Linked DNA regions of Mus musculus: region 1 is linked to region 2. The links are chromatin loops, found by intact Hi-C in ENCODE. Cell type or tissue: gastrocnemius. All regions are shown on one strand. Links, peaks and the distances in the headings refer to the core of each region. The heading gives the core; the rest is flanking DNA.

Region 1 (8,331 bases), core at 170-8,169, 57 kb before region 2:
TTGCTTTGGAAAAGAACTAGTAGGGAAAGCTGGAAGGAGTCTCTGGGTCAATAAACACCTCTGCTTCCCTTCTCCAGCCTCTGGCACAGCACTTTCCCCTGCTGGAAGCTCTTTCAGAGACATGGCTAGAGAGTCTCTACAACAGGGAACCAGTGGCCCGGGGACAGGGAATGATGGGGAAATGAGCAGACAGTGCATTAGCAGTTGGAAGAAAACATCACACAGGGCCATAAATGTGTCTGCCATCCACAGCAACAGACACAGTGCTGCTTCAGGTCCTGGGCAGAAGTGGCACAGAGCTGAAACAAACTTGAGAAGCCCTGTATCTTGCCAGTGAATAAATCATAAATATCACCCCCTGAAACTTCTAAAAAAGACACATTTTGAATACAAATGAATGTTTCTCAGGCATTGCAGCCAGAATAAACACCTCTGTTGATCAAATAACAAGGAAAACCAAGTACTATAAGGAGAAAATCAGCACCAGGAAGCTGAGGCAGGAACATAGCAAGTCCAAAGCTACATGGAAGACCTTGTCTCAGAAAACCAAAACTGGGCAGGGAAAGAGTTTAGTGGGTACAGAGAGTGACATGAAAGCATGAGGATCTGAGCACAGAGCAGGGTGTGGCAGCACACATCTGTAATCCTAGCATCCCTACAGCAAGACAAGGAGAAACTCCAGGAATGCTGGACCCAGTCTGTTGTATGCAGGGCTAAATAACAAAAACCCCATCTAACACTGGAGGTTTTCATCTAAACTCTACTTGAACATGAATGTTCAGACACGTATACATTCATGTGTATACATGTACACACACACAGAAATTCAATGAAGTGTAATTCTGGCATTAGAGTGGCAGGAAGATCAAGAGTGTAAGGATAGACTGGGCTACAGAGCAAGGGTAAGGCCAGTCTGAGCTACATGCTAAGACCCCGTATACTAAAAAAAAAAAATAGAAAGTTAGCACATTCAAGGTTTTAATGCAACCCCCAGAATTGCAAAACAGGCTAAAACAATCCACAAAGAAAAAAAATCAAATAAGCTATTTTTAAAATAAACAAAATGATGTCAGATACTTTTAATCCCTACCTTTGGTGGTAGAAGGGCAAACTTCCCAATCTATCTACCAAGCTAACATATCGGCCATAGGGACCAGTTATACTCTGAACGTGCCCGACACAGGCCCATTGTTGGTTTGTGTTCTTGTTTTGTTTCCTTGAGATGGGGTTTTACCTAGGCTGACCTAGAGTGCCCCATCCTCCTGCCTCAGCCTCCCAAGTGCATCGATGGCAAGTGTGCAATGCTGAGCCAAGCTAGGACAATCTCAGGAACAATTGAGTGCATTTGTGCTTCAGAGTGAGGAGGCCATGCTTATAGGAAGGCTTCTCAGGGTGAGCTCAAGGGCTGAGGCAGGCTGGAGATGAAAACATCATTAACCAGTCAAGGTGTGGGGGACAGGAGGGGGGAACCCAAACAAAGCAAACTTCCTCACAAACCATACATGGCTTTTTAACAACCCATAAGTTACTTTTAAAACTTTTACACAAGAAAAGCAAGGACTTATTATTATTTTTGATTACTATTATGATGATTCAAAGCAGCAAAACTCTATCAAGTTTTTCTAAGTCATGATTAGAAGACATAATGTTTGGGGTTTGTTTTTGTCTTCTAGTGCTGGAGATGGGACCTAAGGCAAGGCAGGGGCTCTAGTGTTAAGCTGCCCTTCAGCCCTTCCCTGGGGATTCTAAGTAGGTGCTCCACCAGTAAACCACACCCCTAACTCCTCACTTGGGGGCGGGGAAATGCTCTGCTGAGCAATGTCCTCAGCAGAGGGAGGGAGGGAGGGGAAGGAGGGAAAGTAGGGAGAGAGAAGGATGGAAGGAAGGAGAAAAAGGAAAAACAGGAAGGAAGAGGAAGCAAAGAAGAAAGGAGAGGAGGAAGAAAGAAGGGAAAGAGGAAAAAGGAAAGAAAGAAGGAAGACAGGGAGAGGGAAAAGGGGGAGGATGAAATGTTCTGAGTCAATCTAAGGCAAATGCTCTGCTGAGCAATGTCCTCAGCCGATAATGGTTATTTTCCAATGCTTGGTTAAAAATTACAAAGTCTCAGCTGGAGTTGGATGGCACATACCTCCAATCCCAGCACTCAGAAGGCAGAGGCAAAAGGACCAAGAATTCAAGGTCATTTCTGGATGCCTTAGGAATTTGAATTCAGATGAAAGGAGGGAGGGAGGGGAAGGAGGGAAAGTAGGGAGAGAGAAGGATGGAAGGAAGGAGAAAAAGGAAAAACAGGAAGGAAGAGGAAGCAAAGAAGAAAGGAGAGGAGGAAGAAAGAAGGGAAAGAGGAAAAAGGAAAGAAAGAAGGAAGACAGGGAGAGGGAAAAGGGGGGAGGATGAAATGTTCTGAGTCAATCATAATTACATGAACAACTCTTGAGCATTCTATTCCTGTTTAAAACACAAGCACACATGTACACACGCATACACCAGTGAGTAGAGTCCGTGAATGGGTATATTTGCCTTCACTTTAGGACTGACGCTGTGGTCAACAGCTAAAACATTTTAAAACTATGAGAGCCATCTTTCTTCCTCTTGTAGCTACTGAGGATGAAAGCTGGGCCCTTAGCAAAGCTACTGTTCTACCATGGAACTGAGCTACGCCTGCCCTTCTTTACAAAGAAAACAGTAACCGGCCTTGCGGGGCTCTCCAGTCCAGCCTTGAAATCTTCATCTCCCGCCTCAGCTTCTGAGGCAAAGGGAATAAGAATTCAAGGCCATTTTTTGATTTCTTAGAAGTTTCAAATTGGGCTCTATGGGAGGAAAGGACATGGGGTTGGGGGCAGGGGAGGCAGGGGGCATGAAGATGTTCTACCATGTCTAACTACAGATTTAAGTTTTCCTTAATTTTTATTAATAGGGAGGGGGCAATGGCAAAGCACAAGTGTGAAAGTCCACTATGGGTTTTGGTGGTTGAATTTAATTCGAGAGACTTCTGTGGCAGATACTTTTACCTCCCCAACCATCCTCCTGGCCAGTGGTTGCTAGTATTCTACTCAGAGTGACGCACAGGAGTTCAATCTTAATATCGGAGTCATTGTCCTTCACCAAGTTTCATTTCAGAAGAAAGAAAACCATGAAGTGCATTGAGAAGTTCCTAACAGTTGAGAAGGGTAAGAGCATGACTTGATATTGTTTTCCAAGGCAAAATTCAAATTCAGGGCTAAGGAGAAGGCTCCCTGGGTAAGGGCAGCTGACATCCAAGTCTGATGCCCTGAATTCACTCCACAGGATCCACAGTGAAAGCAGAGAAACAGTCATGTGAACTCCATACGCACACTGTGGCTTATATGCACACGACTAATACTGTATAAAATTATATAAATACCCAGTTCATTATTAAAACAAAAAAACTAAACTAAAATGTCCACTTAAGTATAAATACAAAGGCTCTGTATTTTTTCAGTGCCCCCAGAACTTCTAGAACAACGCCTGCCAACTAAAACACCTACTATGAATTTAGTAATGGGTTACGCAAACATAAATTACAAGGCCAGACATTTTAAAAGGGAAAAAAGGTGATTTATTGACGCGCTGGAGACACGGCAGGATAGAAGCACTATTTCAATTTTCCACACAGTCCTCAGTGCTGCAGATGTGCTAATGCAAAAAGAATTTCAGAGTGAAATGGCTCTCGGCTCCCTGGTTCCTTCCATATCAATTCCTTTACTTAAAAAGGCTGGCTGGCATTCCCACACTTACATCCAAGACAATGAATACATGCTCAAGCACTTTTATCTGGCTATAAGTACAAATGGATTTGTTCAAACAGAGGAGGGGAGGGAAAAGGAGGGGAAGAAGGACAGAGGGAGGGGGTAGGGGGAAGGGAGAGAGAGAGGGAGGGAAAGAGAGAGGAGGGGGCGGGAAAGGAGAGATTAGTTTTCAAAATCTTTCAGCAAAAAGAGTACAGCTCCTGGTTTTCCGGCTGGAAGGAGCGAGCCCACACACTCTGGTCATCACTTGTCACTCTGCCCTGCCCTGGCCCTGTTTTAACCTCCCCTCTGAATCCTCACGAGCACATTCACTGATCCCTTTCCTCCTGCCTTCGGGTTACTATGAGAAACTGTATTTTCTTTCACAAGGCAAACACTTAAATCAGAAGCAAAGAGCAAGGGAGAGATAGTCCAATGGGTAAAAGTGCTGGCTGCCAAGCCTGATGACCTCAGCTTCATCCCTGGGACCCACGTGACAGAAGGAGAGAACTGACTCTTGGCCTCCACACATATGCCATGGTGCGCATGCATGCATGAACATACACAGGGCAATTTTAAAATGTTAAAAAAAAAAAAAGGTGAAATGCTGTTTGTGGGATGTTTATATACAAATTAAATAAGAATATTCTTGTCTTCAAATTTTAAATTCAAATCAATAGAAGCCAATGCCCTACTTCTCTGTCTAGGTCATGGGAACTGAACAGGGCTAAGCACATATTACACAGGAGAGATCTTCATGTTTCATTGCTTAGTCAGTGGCTGATAGCTTCACAAATGCCTGTCTTTCGAGACACAAAAAACTGGCTAACTGAGTTTCTCCCCAGGAGCTTGAAAATAACACATAGTGAAGTATGGTTTATAATACAAAAGGCATCTCTGTGTCACTACCTCATGTGCACATACATATTAGTATGTACTGTGTAGTTCCCAGATCTTTTGATTACATGAACACACCTGACCTCAGGGAAGCCGGCTTTGCCCAGCCCCATATTTCACACAAACCAAACAGCCAATAGACAGTAATGGCTTTCAGCTACTGATGACCTGGACCAAAGATGAAGAGACACTCCATCTTCCTCAGGGAACTGTCAGTGGTAGAAGGCTTGGAGCCGACCTTTCGCCCTGTCTTAATCACAGCCACCTATGATAACAGAGTGGGGTTTATTTTTATGCTCAGCTCCAGATGAAAATGATCAATCCTTCAATCTTGACTACTTTGTATCTGCACAATGAGCTGTGTAAGGGAAGGCCCTGTAAGTTTTCATGAGTCCCCTGAGCCCTACATGGAATTAAATTCACCTAAGAATATGATCTGCAATAATACTATCAAAACGCTGAACACTTCATTGAGTCTGTCCAAATGTACAAATTAAATGAAATCCCAATAAAAATTCATTTAAATTTTCATTAAAAAGTAGGAATTTTCAGAACCAGGCACTGTGGTCACACAGACCTCAAGCTACTTGAGAGTCTGAGGCAGAAGGATTACAAGTTCAAAGTCAGCCTAACTACAGAGCTAGCCTTAGCAACTTGGTGAGAAGTAGCTAAGTGATAGGGTACTTACCAACGATGCTAGTGTTTAACCCCAGAAGGTGGGGAGAAAACAGACCTGAGGGCCAGAGGGAGCTGGAGACTTAGCTCAGCGGTAGAGTACTCAGCTAGGATCCTGTCCCAGCACAAAAAAAGAAAAGAAACAAAGCTTTACAAAACAGAATTGGGAAGAAGACTGTAAGCTGGACAGCAGAGGATGAAGACCCAGACATAGCCCACATGGCACTGAAGAATGATGGGCCCGGGGCTCCTGATGCATCACACTCACCAAGGACATGAAAAGCACTGGAAGAATCCAAAGAGTACATGGCTTGGACAGTCCTGGGGCATCGATGAGGAATATGGTGGCTGATAGAGGACAAAGAAGTCAGATCAACTCACTGGGGGTAGATAAATTGGATGGCTGGTCACTAGTTATAGGAGGGACAAGGGGCTCTAATGGAAGAGGAGAAACTGAGGCCCTACTTGCCACCAATCACAGGAGAATGCCCAGGCTTGGGGCAGAAAGCAAAAGCTGGCATTATAGAAAGAGTCCAGAAGTTGCCCTGGTAACATCTACACAGAGGAGAGTTCCAAAATAAGATCCAGAACAGCTGGGGCTGTGTAGCTCAGCTGGTGGGGCACAGAGCCAGGCACTGTGGTTGCACAGACCTGTCATTTAAGCTACTTTAGGATCTGAGGCAGGAGGATTGCCTAAGGAAGCCCTTAGTTCCATTCCCTGAACCACAGAAACCGGTGAGGCAGTGTATGCCTGTTAATCCTAAGGCTTGGGATATGGAGGAAGAAGGAACTTTCTTGGCTACAAAGTTAAGTTCTAGGCCAGTCTTAGCTTAGTGAGACCCTGTCTCAAAAACTAATGAACAAACATAGCAGGATCTGGAATAGGAAAAAAAAAAAATATGTGGGAAAGAAAATGGGGGTGGGGGGGGGGGGCGGCAAGATAGAATGGGAATTCCCACTTGCCAAAAATAATTCAGTTCCATAAGACAGACAGCACAATAAGCAAGGGACATGCCTTGGCCTGGGAGATGTCCTTAAGGCAAACTCTCAAGAGATTTCAGACTGGAACCATCAGGGTCTCTACTTGTGGGTAAGGCATGGCAGCAAGTGATCTAACAAGGAAAATGAGCAAAGCTGTCAGAGGGGAAGACAGGAAAGTGTGAACAGGCCACTCAGAGTGAAAGGCAGTGTGCCAGTCAAGAGAAAGAAAAAATATCAAGTACACGAGGTTCCTGTTCACACTCATCTAGCAAGCACGGCTCAGTTAATGGAGAAAACCAGCGAGGTACTTTTAGAAGAAAAGGTTTGTTGAGCAGAAATGTTCATGCTCTGTACCTTAGGAATGCAATGCTCCCACCGTGTAACATGGAAGCTGGTGAGGGAAGATGTGGCCAGCACCAGCACCAAAGCTGGGCCTCTTTGCAGTAGCTGAGCTATCAAGTCAGAGGCACTAACCAAGCACACTTGCCATAGACCCTCTTTACAGTGCTCTACATGCAGTCAGCACAAAATTATAGTAGGGTTCCAAAAAGACTGATGGTCTAACTGATCAGATGTGAAACGGGAAGCAAAAGATATGTAGAGAATGCCATGAGAAGCAGTTCCAACTCTCCCCTAAATGCCCAGGGAAGTTCATGTGCTTGGAAGCAGGCAGCAGAGGGTGGTGATGTGGGACCAGGCAGCCTCAGCAGCAGGAGGAGGCTCTGGAGATCCATCCCACAAGGCAGCTGGCTCTGTGTACCCAGAAGGTGGCTGTGGGCTGCAAGACTGTGGAAGCACTCCCCAGGGACCCACGCTGGCACAGACCTAGGAAGGCTAGGCTAGATGTACAGTCTCTTGCCAGCTTTGCTGATTTGAGTAGGACATACAAAGCAAGTTAATGTCTTTTCTAGGTCTCGATTTTTTTCTGCCTGATTCAAACACTGTACCTATTGCAGAAACACATACTTAAAAGTGGATGGAGATGGGCATACAAATGCATACCAGTAATACCAGCACTGGGAGATAGAGGCAGGTTAACAATACAAGGTCACCCTTGGTTACATAGTGAGTTTGAGGCCAGCCTGGGTTACATGAGACCCTGTCTTTAAAAGAAAAAAAAAAGTATTTGGAAAAGAACTACATGAATAGATAGCTATTAATAAATGTCAACCGCTGTTATAAGCTGTCCCTGTCATATCCCTCAAGTTACCCAGAACCAGAAAGTAAATAAACTCTTCCTGGTGAACTCAGAGTTCTCACATAACAGGATCTGCAAAGATCTCCTAATACATGCAAATTCTGGAAAAGAAAAAACCTAAAAAGAGCTTGCCATGAATGTTGTGGGGAAAGACAGACAAAGAGAGAAAGAGCTGCAGAGAGAAACGAGCAGCAGAAGCTGGTGTGGTCTAAGTAAAATGTCACAGAGAAGTCACCTGATCGTTTAAAAGCTGTCAAATGAAAGGTGATGGGGCTTGATCAGGTTGCAAACCAAGTCAGTAGCAGCAGCACCATCAGAATGGAGCCCCAAATGTTCTGACTCCCATCTAAGATCTCCTTCAGGAACGCCAACTAGACCATGGCTACTAACCCACCAGGCTGAGTTTACTCATGTCTGTCAATCAGACCTGAGTCCATTTTTGTGAAACTGAGATTTGAAAGGTAAGATCAAAAGCCATTATTGGCCATTAGTTAGTCCATGGTGATCCAAATATATCCTACCACCTCATATACCTATAATCCTAGTTACTTGGAATGCTGAGGCAGGGGGATTGTAGGCTCAAGGCTAGCCTGAGCTATATTCCAAGGCCTTGCCTTAGAATACAAGTTTTAAAAAAAGAGATGTACCTGAGACAGAACACTTGCTTTGAATTCTCCAGCAAGGGGCTGGGTGTGTGGCTCTTAAGTACAGGGCTTGCCTAGAACCCTCCAGTGAGGGGCTGGGGCTGAGATTTAGTGGAGGAGTGTTTGCCTAGCACCCAGAAAGCCCTGTTTCATCTCTAAAATAAATAAGATAAGGCAGAATCTACTCCTG
Region 2 (8,331 bases), core at 191-8,190:
TCTACTGGCTTTGAACTCACACCTGGGAACAGTGACTGTCACTTCTCACTTAGACTCAGCCCCTTACGCTGCTGCGAAGTGGAGCGTGTCCTCGCATCAACCACACCACCCACTGTGGGATAGTTTCCAAGCTAGGTGATGCCCATGGCCTGTTGTTGCTCCACGCCCTTTCAGAGGTAGTGAGAGCAGCCTGCCTCAAAGGTGTCAGGTACAGGGATCTGTCCTTAATGTGTCCAGCACTACATTAAGGGCTCTTCAGCGGAGACATAAGGGCAATGACCCTGGAATCCAATGCTATTATACACAGGCAGGGCCCCACCCCAAAAGCAAGCAGCAAACACAGGGAAAATCTGACACACCTGGGGACACCTCACGTGGACTTCGCCTAAGAGTAAACCGTGAGGAGGAAGGAGAAGTGCAATATGTTGAGACTGGTGTGGTGGCATGGGCTGTCATCCCAGCACTTGGGAGGTGAAGACAGAGGCTCCATCTTCCGTGGCAGCCGAGGTACATAGTAAGACAGCATGTGAGAATGGGGAGAAGGCTGGGTCAGGAAAGCACATGCCACAGAAGCACAAAGGCCTGGATTTGGACCCTTAGGACCCATGCCTAAAAAAAGAAAGAAAGAAAAAGCCAGCCATGGCCAAGTACATATTGGGGGAAATAGAGTCAGGTGGGTTCCTGGAGCTCTCTTACCAACCAGTCTAGCCAATCAGTAGCTCTGGGTTCAGTGAGACATTGTCTCAAAAGATAAGGTAGAGATGAGCATGATGGCACACACCTTTAATCCCAGCACTTGAAAAGATACAGGCAGATCTCTGTGAGTTCAAGGCCAAAGTGGTCTACTACGTTAGCCCTGTCTCAAAGAAACAAAACAAAACAAAACAAAAGGATAAGATGTGGAGTGATTAACAAAAAACAAAACAAAACAAAAAAAAAAGATGTAGAGTGATGGAGAAGACTCTCAACATAAACCTCTGGCCTCTATGTGGATGTATATTCATACCTGTAGAAACATACCACACATACGTACATGTCCACACATATCCAAATGCAAAGAGCCCACTGAATACACAGGTCGGGTCGCTGCAATCATACTGGAAGCCACTCAAGTAAAGAACCTCTAACATTTCCTCCCTTGCTGTCAACGGTCCTCCTCTCTGTAAAATTAACCATATATTAGTAGCACGCTACACTGACAGAGAGCACAGTAATTATCAGCATATAATTATCAGAATATAAACTGTCACTAAGTTTTCAAATCTTTCTGTGCAGGTGGCACAGCCATCTATCCCAAGATCTCCTCCATATCTCCATTGCCAGCTCTGGAGTCAATACAAAGCTCAAAGGGCAAAATAGAATCAACTTCAGCACCATGTTTCATGATTGTGTATTTCAGGCTGCCCTGGGTAGGAAGTCCTCCAAATTTCATTTGTTATCAACAATTTAATGACTTGTTCATTCCATCAACCATGAGTGATCAGCAAACAACACGGCCTGCTCATTTATCTACTCCAGTTTAATTTGAGTCCTTAAAATAAATGCTCATGCCTGCAATAAAGAACTGGATAGGATTGCCTGGAGACTGTTTTACAAATCTCTTCCTTGGCCACCTGCCTGCCAGCTTTGCCTGCTTGCCTGCCTGGCCTACCAAGGTCTGCCTCCCTTGAATCACCTAAAATGCAGGTCCTCTAAGGGTAGGTACATTTTTCAGCACTCATTCCCAGAACCTAACATGGCTCCAGGCTCTTACTGAACAAACAATAGAACATTAGTTTCAGGGGCTGGGGACACAGCTCAGTTGGTAAAGCCATGCAAGCATGATGATCCAAATTCAGATCCCTAGCACCCACACAAAAAAACAAGTACAGCAACATATACATGCTATAGTCCCAGAGCTGGGGAGGCAGAGAGAGCAGCAGCCCTAAGGCTTGCTGGCCAGCCAATCTAACTGACCCTGCAAGCTCCAAGAGAGACTCTGACTCAAAAAACAAAGTGGAGAGTGACTGAGGTGAACACACTGACTTTTGGTCTCTACACATAAGTACACACACATGCATAGAAATCTAAATACATATATATGCACACACCAACATGAACATGTATATATAACACACACACAACACCAAATGCCAAGCTTACTGGTGCCTACTTATAATTCCAATAATGAGAAGATGGAGACAGATTGATACCTGAGGATTGCTGGTTTGGCAGCATAGCCTACTTGGTGAGTTCTAGGCCAGTGAGGCCCTGTCTTAAAAAACTAGGTAGAGAGCACTAGATGAATGACATTCAAGATTGGTCTCTGGCCTCTAAATGTATCTACACATGTGTGCATGTTGTACACTTTGTATATGCTCACATAACACATACATACATACACACATATGTATTAACTTCATGAATATGCAAATGAACCATCCATCAGGGCTACTGGAATGGCACATCTCTCATGTGCACATGTTTCTGCATGCATGAACATCGAGAGACTACATGTAAACCTGCTAGTGGGAGCTGACTATCTCCTGCCACCAGTTACATGCTACTGAACTGCTATCCACCAAGGACCTCTTTTATCATCTGCAAATAACGCGCTAATATACAGAAGATTACCAATGAGCATTTAACAGGACGAAGGAAACAATGCATTCTGCAAAGTAAACTGTTAAAAGGGACAGCCAGGCCATTTCAGGCTGGAAAAATGGAGCATTAACTTAGCTAATCTGCATGAACATCAGGGCCTCCATGGAGGCCAGAAATGTGCTCTGTAAAGGTCATGTGCATAAACATGCACTGTAGAGAATGAAAACAGTTGTTCTGGGTTCTCAGACAAATAGAATCCCCACTGTATGGCAAGAGCAACTGTGGTGGGCATCTGCAGCCAAACACACAGGCTTTTGTACACCTGGCCTCTCACTGAGGACCATGGAGGGGTGGTGTCAGCCAGGCAGAAAGATCTAGGCCCCAGCCTCCTCCTGAATCATACACAGTAAAGGTCACAGGCAAAGCCTCTGGAGGTTTTGGTTGCTTCCTGATAAACTAGGAGCTTTAAGTTTGGTAATTCTACAAAAAGTTTCAAAAATTCACATCTACTGTACAGTGTGAGAAACTGTATCTTTCTTGTCTCTCTTTTTTTTTTTTTAAGAATTAATTAAAATATAGGTCAGGAGTAGAGTACTCACCTAGCCTGTTCAGGGCCTTGAGTTGCAAGGAAGGGAAGAGAGAAGGAGGAGGGGGAGGTAAAGAGGGGCATGATAGAAGAAGGAAGGAAAGAAGAATTAAGTTAGCTCACAAAATCCATCCATCATGCAGAAGTACTCCAACTGAAACATGTGTAAATCAGTATTAAAAGGCCTTGAGGGCTGGTGAGATGGCTCAGTGGGTAAGAGCACCCGATTGTTCTTCCGAAGGTCCGGAGTTCAAATCCCAGCAACCACATGGTGGCTCACAACCATCCGTAACAAGATCTGACTCCCTCTTCTGGAGTGTCTGAAGACAGCTACGGTGTATTTACATATAATAATAAATAAATCTTAAAAGAAAAAAAGAGGCCTTGAGTTTGAAAGAGAGCACATGAGAGGGATTAGAGGGACGAAAGGGAAAGGAAGCCATCAGGGCACTTTTAATACCAGCTCCAGGAGTCGACGCTGGCTTGTAATTAATACCTACACAGGATATGCAGGCACACACTCAAACCACAAAAGTAATCGGAAAATAAATTAAATAAATAAATATATAGCCACCACTGTCAGCCTTTGCTATATGAGAACCTGTTTCAAAACAAAACAACCATCAACCAACAACAACACTGAGGCTGAGGCAGGAGGATTGCTGTGATTCAAGGACAGCCTGAGCTAAAGAGTAGGGCCTTGTCTTGAGGAGGAGAAAAGGAAAAGGGAATGATGGAAATATCAAATTCTGATATTTATAGGGAACTGAAAATGGGAATGCTGAGTGCTGAATGATATAAGTTTGGGGATGATAATGATAGTGCAGTTGTTTTGATTATTTTGAACATCCTGTTTTGGAGATATACAATGAACTGTACACAATCAAATAAGATCTAATGATACCAGGATTTATTTCAAACTTAAGCCAAGTTGAGGATAAAATAGGTTGGCTAGAACAAGGCTGGCCACGGGTATGGAAATACTGAGGCTGTATAGTGAGCACAGAAGAACTTACTACACTCTGCCACTCGGGTGTGCATTTAAAATCTCTTATAACAGAAGTATAAGACAAAGTGCTAGAGGTGTAGCTCTGTGGTAAAACCCTTGCCTAGCATGAGCAAGGCATCTCTATCCCCAGCTCTTAAAAGAATTAGACAGACACAGAAAATAAATATTCTGATCCAAATTGTCCAAACTTCACTTGTCATCATGCCTTTGGAGCTGGGAACCTCAGGTGTGATATTTCTTTCTCAGCACACATAGAGGGCTTGTAATTGTAGAAAAATCCACTCGATGCCCTTACCTTCAGCCTGGTGAACATAGCCTGGCAATATGTAGGTGGGCATCACACCAGGATTAAGCCTGGCCTCTCATGTAAATCAGGTCACTAACCACTCAGGCAAAGGCAAGCCATGCCCTTTCACAGGCCAGTGTAAAGAAGGAAAGGAGTTATTCTGAGGCTGAGAGGCTGTGTTCTGCCTTCTCCAGTACCGCCTGGGCCTGAATGGATACCATTGCATGGGCAGGATGCCCAGCTGAAGGGCAATTAGTGGCTGGAAGGCCAGGTACACACACACAGCCTAGTCTCAAGAGCAAAGGGTGCTTAACAGAGCACACATTTCATCCACAGCATAGCTTAGTTCACCCTATAACCCTTCTAGAACTTGGGGTTGTGGAGATAGCTCAGTGCAAGCATGAGGACATAAGTTTGATTCCCCAGAACCCACATTAAATTTTTTTAAGTCAAGTATAGTGGCACATGCTTGCAGTCTCAGTGCTGAGAGGGCAGAAACAGAAGTACTACTCATGCTCACTGGCCAGCCACCATAGCTGAATCAATGGATTCCATGGAAAAATGGTCAGGTGTGCTATAGCATGCCTTTAATACCAACATTCAAGAGGCAATGGTAGGCAACTCTCTCCAAATTCCAGGACAGCCTACTGTACAGAGTGAATTCCAGGCTAGCTGAAGCTACATAATATGATTGTCTCAAAAAAGGGGGGGGGGAGTGAAAGACCCCTTCTCAAAAAGTAGAGAGAGTAACTGTGGAAGACACCTAAGATTGACCTCCAACCAGCCACACACACACACACACACACACACACAGAATTTAAGCAGTGACAGCAAGAGTTATCCTGACTGTCCTCATCATGCACCCCAAAGCCTAGAAAGTTGGCTAGCATATGGCCAAGTGATGTGAACAGCTAGCATGAATCCAGAGTTAGAGGAAAAGTCCCAAGGAAATGACTCACACTGGTAACGGAGATTACTGCTCTGGTGATTGACACAAGCCACCAGCCAGTCCAGGCATGTGAAAAATCTCCCACATGCTTCAAGGCCTAGCAGAACTACCAGCAAATTAGGACTGGTGTGGACTTGCTCTCTGCCCAGTCCCACTTCACCCTGCTTCTACAACAAGAGCCCCCAGCCTTCCACTTACCTAGCCAGGCTGGTCTCAAGGCCAGGGACAACATCCTACCCTGCCAGAGTACTATGCCTTGGGGATACAACTACCACCAATAAACAGCTGAGTGTGCCTGGCAGCTTATTACACTCAGATGACTACATTTCCACAAGTTTGGGGTGGCAATGGATTGCAAATCCAACACCTGTTACTGGCTCTTCATAGCTAGGCAGCTAAATGTGGAAAGAGATCTTCCCCGTCATAGATTCTGTTCCTCAGAGAAGTGACTATTGTGCAGTATTGTTTCAGATGATCAGCATGAGCCACATAGACACCACAGTGGGGACCAGGGATATGACCTGAAGCATATCACATGTTCAATAACCAAGGTGGCAAACTGGGGGAGTGGCTCAATAAAGTGCTTGCCTAGCATGTACAAAACCCTGGATTCTGTCCCCAGTATCTCATAAACTGGATATCAGGGCATATGCCAATAATTCCAGCACATGGGAGGTGGTGGCAGGAAGATCAGAAGCTTAAGAACATCCTTAGCTACATAGCAAATTAAAAGCCAGCCTGGGCTACGTGAGACCCTATTTCTAAAACAAACAAATAATGAAGGTGGTCACTGCCAAAGGAAAACATCCCAAGCTTCACTGCCAGCAGGGATGAGCAACACCGCTGACACTATCCCCTGCCTCCTCTATGCATGAGGCCAGGTGACTATGTCCACAGTTAGCATCAGTCAGAATCCCTCTCAGTCTAAGACACAAGATGCCCAAGTCAAGAAGAGTCTGTGCAGGTTGCCAGGCTGTCAATGAAGAAAACTAAAAGCTTGCAGGGCGGGGGCTGAGTGATAGAGCAGTACCTACCAAGTACAACCCTTATTCTGTCCCCATCATGGCAGCAACAAGAAGATACATGTTTAAATATTTATGAATACTGTGATGCCCTTTTCAAAGTCCAGGACTGGGGCTACAAATGTGACTGGACTGCTATGAGCCAATAAAAAGAAGGGAACAGCAGAGGGGTTCATGGCTCTAATCTTGCATACATTTGAAATCTTTCCAAGGAAATTTTTTCTTTCTAAATTATCTTCTACAATACCAACAGCAATGTTGTCTGTCTGCAGGGGAGTCTTTGTTACTGGTCCAGTCTAGTTGAGACCTTCACAAAAAAGTAGAGAGAGGGGTTTCATATTCATAGCACATGCCTGGAATGCAAGCACTTGGGAGGCAGAGGCAGGAAGATCTCCCCTATTTCAGAACCCCCCTGATCTATACAGTGAGTTCCAGGCCAGCAAGGGTTACAAAGTGAGACCCTGTCAAATGACCAAAAGAGATAAGTAAGTAAAAAGGAAAGGAGAGAAGAGGGGACAACCTCCTGCTCCTGTGTTAGACATGGTCCGAGAAACCTATGGCTATGCAAAAGACAAAGAAGGGCAGATCTGTGGCTCAGTGCAGAAAGCTCATTCAACAAGTTATCAAGTCAGCAGAGAAAACAAGCAGTGTCAGTATGAGACCATTAAATCAGCCTTCTGGCAGAAACCTCGATTTCCAAACGTTCTGATGACAGCTGGATCAAACCCGCCAATATCTGACAGTAATAAATACAGTTATTTGGGAAGAAAACACAGGGAGTGACCTTCCAGTCCACTGAAATATGCCAAATAAGGCGAGCTGCAAGCAGGAGGAAATGGAAAAGAACAGCTAATATTTGGCAAGCTTCCCTTATGATCAACAAATTAAAATGTTAAGGAAGCAATTTGTTGAGAAAAGATATTTTTAAAAGGAGCTGAATCATGCAGGTTCAGCCCCGGATATGGTCAATTGGTGATTTTAAGTCTAATTTTTTTTTTTAGGTTAATGCTTACAGCCTCCAGAAATGGCATTTAAGACATGGTGCAGTTAATCATAAACCTGTCTTCCTGCCATCTCAGGTGGAGAGGTGGGTGAAGAAAAGGCCACCTGCAGCCTTCCCAGAGTTGGCCTGCCTGAAGCTCTGGCTCTCCTGGCAGCAACTTTTACAGACAAGAGTTAAAGGAAAACACAGCCCACAGTGAGAGTCCACTCGACTTCAGTCATCAGCCATCTAACCTTCTGGGTAGAAAGTTTCAGCTGCGCCGAATCTCACCTGCACAAAGTCCAAGTGCAGTGATATGATAGCCGGGATATGTGAGCAGGAAACCATCCTCCTAACTAAAAAACCATCCCCAGGCCTGGCGTGCTGAGACATGCTTAGAATCCCAGTGGGAGGCAGAGGTGAGACTGAGTTTGAAGCCAGCCTGGACTCCATAGTAAGAGCTTAACTTTTTTTTAAAGAGGGTAGCAGTATCAGTGATTAAAGAGCTCTAACTGGTCTTCCAGAGGACCCAAGTTTAATTCCCAGCACTCATACAGCTCTTCACAACAGTCTATAACTTCAGTTCCAGAGGATCCGATGCCTTCTTCTGACTTTTGTGGGTTACCAGGCATACATGTAGTGCAAACATACAAGCAAACAAAATACCTATACATGGTGGCACAGAAGGGCCAAGGAAACAGCTTGCCTGGCAAGCATAAGGACCTGAGATCAGATCCTCAGCCCCACAGTAAAACTGGCCATGGCAGTACATGCCTATAACTCCAGAGCTGGAGGGGCAGAAACAAGTGGAGCTATAAAACTAATTGACAAGTGCCAGGCTCAGTGAAAGACAAATAAATAAATAATAAATAAATAAGGTAGAGAGTGACCAAAGATGTCAATCTCAGGCCTCC

The links. Peaks named below come from ENCODE experiments on the same cell type or tissue, not always from the same donor. Only the 100,000 strongest peaks of a DNase experiment are listed, where the experiment ranks them.
Region 1: a loop joins it to region 2, with 2.1 times the contacts of the local background. A loop is called at or near these places in 1 of 42 quality-filtered maps.

Annotation. Positions count from the first base shown.
Region 1 is chr5:136,469,407-136,477,737 of GRCm38, forward strand. The region is part of intron 2 of Cux1 (cut-like homeobox 1); the gene reads right to left. Among named protein-coding and RNA genes, the nearest start is that of Gm16599, 81 kb to the left of the region's middle. In gastrocnemius, for the core only: no CTCF peak of the experiment used is centred there; DNase peaks (open chromatin) are centred at 4,188, 5,932 and 7,101; H3K27ac peaks cover 2,129 bases.
Region 2 is chr5:136,526,440-136,534,770 of GRCm38, forward strand. The region is part of intron 1 of Cux1 (cut-like homeobox 1); the gene reads right to left. Among named protein-coding and RNA genes, the nearest start is that of Cux1, 37 kb to the right of the region's middle. In gastrocnemius, for the core only: no CTCF peak of the experiment used is centred there; a DNase peak (open chromatin) is centred at 4,677; H3K27ac peaks cover 6,138 bases.